2 separate regions of the Homo sapiens genome follow, and region 2 is linked to region 1. Evidence: chromatin loops called from intact Hi-C (ENCODE). Cell type or tissue: CD4-positive, alpha-beta T cell. All regions are shown on one strand. Each heading gives the region's core, and the rest is flanking DNA. Links, peaks and the distances in the headings are about the cores only. Region 1 overlaps LINC00598 (long intergenic non-protein coding RNA 598). Region 2 has its middle 100 kb from the start of LINC00548.

Region 1 (2,920 bases), core at 142-2,641:
CCTTATTGCTTTTCTCTCCTCCTTCCCTCACCAAAGCAGACCATTTTTTTTTCCATTTAAAAAAAGCTTGGATACTCCTTCTCTGGAGAACTCAGTATCTGCTCTTTTTCAGGATAGGCAGGTTTTGCACCCCCTGAAGAGCCTCCCTTCCACATCACCACACCAAGGTCCAGCCCCCAACACCTCCTAGGTCAGACTAGATGACTTAGTTAGCTCTGATCCCAGCAAGCAAGAATCTTCTGCTGAAATAAGGAAGAAGAGGGGAAATCGGGCTGGTAGAATTCTCATTGATAGGCAGTGGGAGGGAGGGGCAAAGGCTGTGTCAACCCCACATTAATATTTGCCCTGTTACAGTAGTAATAATAGTTGCTAATATTTATTACGCATTTATGTTCCAAACACTATGCTAAGCCTTTTTTTTTTTTTTTTTTTGAGATAGAGTCTCACTGTGTTGCCCAGGCTGGAGTGCAATGGCACGATCTTGGCTCACTGCAACCTCCGCCTCCCGGGTTCAAGTGATTCTACTGCCTCAGCCTTCCGAGCAGCTGGGATTACAAGCGTGCGCCACCATGCCTGGCTAATTTGTGTATTTTTAGTAGAGACGGGGTTTCACCATGTTGGCCAGGCTGGTCTCAAACTCCTGACCTCAGCTGATCCACCCGCCTTGGCCTCCCAAAGTGCTGGGATTACAGGTGTGAGCCACCGCGCCTGGCCGCTAAGCCTTTTATGTACGTTTAAGTCATTTATTCCTTATTGAAACCCTGTGAGATAATGAAACTCCCCTTTTAGAGACGAGGAAATTGAAGCATAAAGACATTGAGAAATTTGCCCAAGGATATAAGCTAAGAAGTGATAGAACTGAGGTTCAGATCCGGTTCCGAATCCGTGGCCTCAGTCTGTCACCCCTGTGCTGACCTGTGCTGATGCAGTTGGCTCAGAGCTCACAAACCTCCAGTGGCTTCCCAGAGCCCCTGGGACACATTGCTAGCCCCTGAGCATGCCTGGGAGCCCTCCAGGCTGGTCCCTGCATATTTCACAGGCTTGGTCCCTCTCACTTGGTCCATCAACTCCATGGCCATTCACTTCTCTCAACATCCCCAAGTTGCCTTGCTCTGTTTCCCTTTGGGGTCCAGATCTGCATGAGGACACCTGTCTGTCCAGCCTGTCAGTGTCCCTGGTTAAGGGACCCTGATCTTTCAGACCACGGCTTTCTTCGCCTCCTCTGGGCTCTCCCGTGGACACCTGTGCTCTCATGCTCCTTGTTGACTGTCCAGTGTTTCTCCAGCTGCATGTGTGCCCAGGGCATAGCACAGGCCTAAGACAGAGGGTGTGCTCAATTAACATTTGTGTAGTGAATGGATGACTGCTGTTTGGTGTTCAGTTTGTGTTAAATGGATTATTTTGTTACTTTATTTGATGACATTTCCTGGCTCATAGTTCCAGGCCACATCTGTGGTGTGCACTGTCTTCCTTCTGGCTTGGTGATGTGGTTTGGCTGTGTCCCCACCCAAATCTCATCTTGAATTGTAGTTCCCATAATCCCCACGTGTCGTGGGAGGGACGCGGTGGGAGGTAATTTAATCATGGGGGCGGTTACCCTCATGCTGCTCTTGTGATAGTGAGTGAGTTCTCATGAGATCTGATGGTTTTATAAGGGGCTTTCCCCCTTTTGCTCGGCACTTTGTTGTTGCCATGTGAAAAAGGACATATCTGCAAGTTTCCTGAGGCCTCCCCAGCCATGCTGAACTGTGAGTCAATTAACCTCTTTCCTTTATAAATTACCCAGTCTCGGTATGTCTTTATTAGCAGCATGAGACCAGACAAATACACCTGGTACTTGACCTTTTCATATTTGCCAAATGTGATTTTCTCCTTTATCACCTCCAAGCAGACCTGTTTTTTTTCCATTAACCAAAGTCTTGGATATCCCTTGTCTGGAGGAACTTGGTATCTTCTTTTTAATTTTTTTTTCCAGGATAAACAGGTTTCATACACCCTGAGATAACTTATCAAGAAGCCTTCCTTCCACACCCATTGACCCAGGCAGGGTCCAGCACCCCCAATGTCTGGATGAGTCCCCAGCCCAGAGAATGTTTTATTGGAGTTAGCATATCATAGATTTGTCACATAATGTTCTCTGCACTCCAGGCATCCATGACAAAACATGGATATCAGTCTCATCCAAAGAATAAAAAAATTATTTTACAACTTACAGCCAAAAACAAAAAAAGGAAAGAAAAGAAAAACCAAATAACCAACCAAAAAATGGCAAGCATTGGCGGCTTCAGCTGAGGGTTGGCCTTTCCTTCCAACTTGAAGAGAAGCAGGCAGTCATACAGCTTCCCATAGAACCTTGGAATTTTCACATTTGCTGCTTCAGAGGTGCTGGCTGCATCCCCTGTGTCTCCCCCGGGCCAGGAGAGCTTCCCTGCACTTGGTATAGAGAAGGTTTGAGTGGGGATGGGAGGGGGAGAGTGGGCAGGGTCTGGAAAGCTGCTCCTTTAGGTCACTTTCACCCATACTGCTATACACTTAGGTGTAATTCAGACCTGGGCATCATCTGATTTATACCAAGTACAAATTGACAGGGGGGCATGCACAGTCATGGCTGAATTGTAAGCCTGAGAGTGGAGATGCTATTGGGGCCCAGCAATGTGCCCAGTTGACATATTAGGCTCCAAGTCAATAATCCCTCACATATGCTCAGAATCTCTACAAGGATGAACTAACAATGATTGTTCTCCAGGCACTGTTCTAGAGGCCTTATATTAGTGCTTCTGAAACTACATCAGAATCACTGGGGGGATTGTTGGGCTCCATCCTCGTAGTTTTGGATTCAACAGGTCTGGGGTGGGACCTGAGAATTTGCATTTCCAGCACATTCCCAGGTAGGCTGAAGCTGCTGGTCCAGGGATACATG
Region 2 (2,920 bases), core at 101-2,600, 49 kb after region 1:
GGACTTCTGGGAGCTGAAATATTTTGTTTTTACATTTATCTGTTCCCAGCAATATTATAATGTTCTCAGTTTAAGGGCTTACATATTAGGGCTTCCTCTGGATGTTAAAACATCTGTTTCTAACTCTCAAGAGAAAGGAAAAACACCCAACTTTTAATTATAAATACAACAAAATAAAATGTATGTGGACCAGACCACCTTCTGGAATTCTCCTGATAAACAGGTAGATTAAAGGGATGTGAAAGAGATTTGGAGTATAAGCAAGGAAAATTATCCCCTGAGGTCTTAATTTATTCTACTTTGGAGGATGTACTCAATTTTCTTTCAGTTCAGCAAAATTAGTTGAGAATCTATTCCTTTTTGGATATCGTTTCGCAAACAGCATGGAGGAAGTAGTCTTTTCTGTTACAAATGTATGAGCTTGTATGGATAAGTAGATAAGTGGCTCCACCTCTGATTTACACAGTTTACTGCCTTCAGAGAGTTTTCAGGATGTGACATAGGAAGGAAGAACCCAGGAGGGGACTGGTGGGTTTCCTGAGTTGAGAAGACAGACTGCTGAAATGTTTCCAGGCAGACCATGGCAGCTAGAGTTCAGAGGGCAGAGCACAAGAGACGAGATTGCTGCATAGAAAGAGAACTCCAGAGATCTGCAGAGGGTCCTGCTTGAGGATTCAGGTGAGTGTGGACAAGTTATATGCATATGAGGAAGTGCACCTGAAGTTAGGGAAAGAACCATGGAAGAGGATTAGAGAAAACAATGCCCAGTGTTCACATAGGGCCAGGAGTAATGACTGTTTACACCAGCCAGACTAGAAGAAAATCCATGACACATGGGGCATTAGATAGAGTACTGAGACAAATAATCAGTTGCAGATTGAGCATTGCTTGGGTCCTGTCTAACAAATCTTACAAGCAAGACCTCAAAAGATAAATCTTCCAAGTACTGTAACTGTATATCAGAATAACATATAAGAATATTTATAGAAATACAAAAATACCCAGCAACATTATAAAATTCACAATGTCAGGTATCCAATAAAAATTACCAAGCATGAAAAGAAGCTGTAAAATACAAAATGAGAATTAAAAACACACTTATTTTTGTTAAGATTAAGTGTGAAATTGACACACATAATCCAGAACTGATATAGATGCTAAAATTAGCAGACAAGAACATTAAAACTGTTATTATAATTTTATTCAATACATTGAAAACGGTAATTAGAGACACGAAAGATATAAAATCCCTAAATCAAAATTCTAGAGATGCAAGCTACAATATCTGAGATGACAAGTACAGCAGATAGAATTTATGGTAGATTACACATTACAAAAGTAAATATGAGAAACTTGGAGGCATAGATATAGAAACTATCCAAAATGAAACACAGAGAGAAAATAGACTGAAAAAAAGAGCCCTAGTGTACTGTAGAACAATGGCTAAAAGTTTTCTAAATTTGATGAAAACTATAAACTCACAGATCCAAAGTTCAATGAACCCAAAGAACAAGACACGCAATAAAAACTACAAGTTAGACTATAGTTGCTCAAAATTAATTAGAAAGAACACATCTTAACAGCAGCCAGAGAAAAAAGACACATCACATACACAAGGACAAAGATAAGGATGGCAGAAGGTATCTTCTTGGAAATTATTCAGATAAGAAGATAGTGGAGCAATATCTTTAAAGTACTAAAAGGAAGAAACAAACCTGTCCACCTAGAATTCTATACTCCAGAAAAATCTCTTTAAAAAATCAAGGCAAAGAAAAGACCTTTTCATACATACAAGAGTTGAAACAACTAATTGCCCGCATATCCACATTACAAAAAATTTTAAAAGAAGATTTTCAAGCAGAGGAAAATAATATCAAATGGAAGCCTGGTTCTACACAGAGGAATAAAGAGCACCAGAAATTTACAAGGGCAAAGATATAAGATTTTTCTTCTTATTGTTGTTGAAATCTGTTCAAAAGATAATTCGCATCTTAAACAAAAATAACAATGTATTGTGGATTTTATTACATGCATAAAATTAAAATGTATGACAGCAAATTAGAACATAAGTGAAAGAAAGAAAATAATAAAGATCAGAATGAAAATCAGTGAAGTAGAAAACAAAAAAGTGACAGCAAAAAGCAATGAAACCAAAAGTTGGTTTTTTGAGATAATCAATAAATTGATAAACCTATAAACAGACTGGTCTTGAAAAAAAGAAAGAAGACACTTATTACCAATATCAAGAATGAGAAAGATGACATCACTGGAGATATTAACAGAATAACAAGGAAATATATAAACAACTTTATGCCAATAAATTTGACAACTTAATTGAAATGAGAAAACTCCTTGAAAGGCAGAAATTACCAGGCTGGGCATGGTGGCTCACGCCTGTAATCCCAGCACTTTGGGAAGCCGAGGTGGGTAGATCACCTCAGGTCAGGAGTTGAAGACTAGCCTGGCCAATGTGGTGAAACCCCGTCTCTACTAAAAATACAAAAATTAGCCAGGTGTGGTGGTGGGCACCTGTAATCCCAGCTACTTGGGAGGCTGAGGCAGGAGAATCACTTGAACCCGGGAGGTGAAGGTTGTAGTGAGCTGAGATCATGCCATTGCACTCCAACCTGGGTAACAGGAGCAAAACTCTGTCTCAAAAAAAAAAAAAAAAAAAAAAAAAAAAAAAAAAAAAAAAAAAAAAGGGCAGAAATTACCAAAGCTCACTCCAGAAGAAATAGATAACCTGCATAGCCATATTAAATTTGTAGTTTAGAAATCTTCCTATAAGGAAAACTTTCTTGGAAATTCTTCCAAACATTTAAATAAGCAATAATACCAATTCTACGTAACAATTCTCTTCCAGTATATTGAAGTGAAAGAAATATATGCTAACTCATTCAATGAGACCAGCATTATCCAG

Evidence for each region. Hi-C counts contacts between places; a loop is a spot of excess contacts. Peaks named below come from ENCODE experiments on the same cell type or tissue, not always from the same donor. Only the 100,000 strongest peaks of a DNase experiment are listed, where the experiment ranks them.
Region 2: a loop joins it to region 1, with 2.3 times the contacts of the local background. A loop is called at or near these places in 4 of 110 quality-filtered maps.

Annotation. Positions count from the first base shown.
Region 1 is chr13:40,372,475-40,375,394 of GRCh38, reverse strand. The region is part of intron 6 of LINC00598 (long intergenic non-protein coding RNA 598); the gene reads left to right. Among named protein-coding and RNA genes, the nearest start is that of LINC00598, 110 kb to the left of the region's middle. In CD4-positive, alpha-beta T cell, for the core only: no CTCF peak of the experiment used is centred there; a DNase peak (open chromatin) is centred at 1,614.
Region 2 is chr13:40,323,377-40,326,296 of GRCh38, reverse strand. No RefSeq gene overlaps it. Among named protein-coding and RNA genes, the nearest start is that of LINC00548, 100 kb to the right of the region's middle. In CD4-positive, alpha-beta T cell, for the core only: no CTCF peak of the experiment used is centred there; no DNase peak of the experiment used is centred there.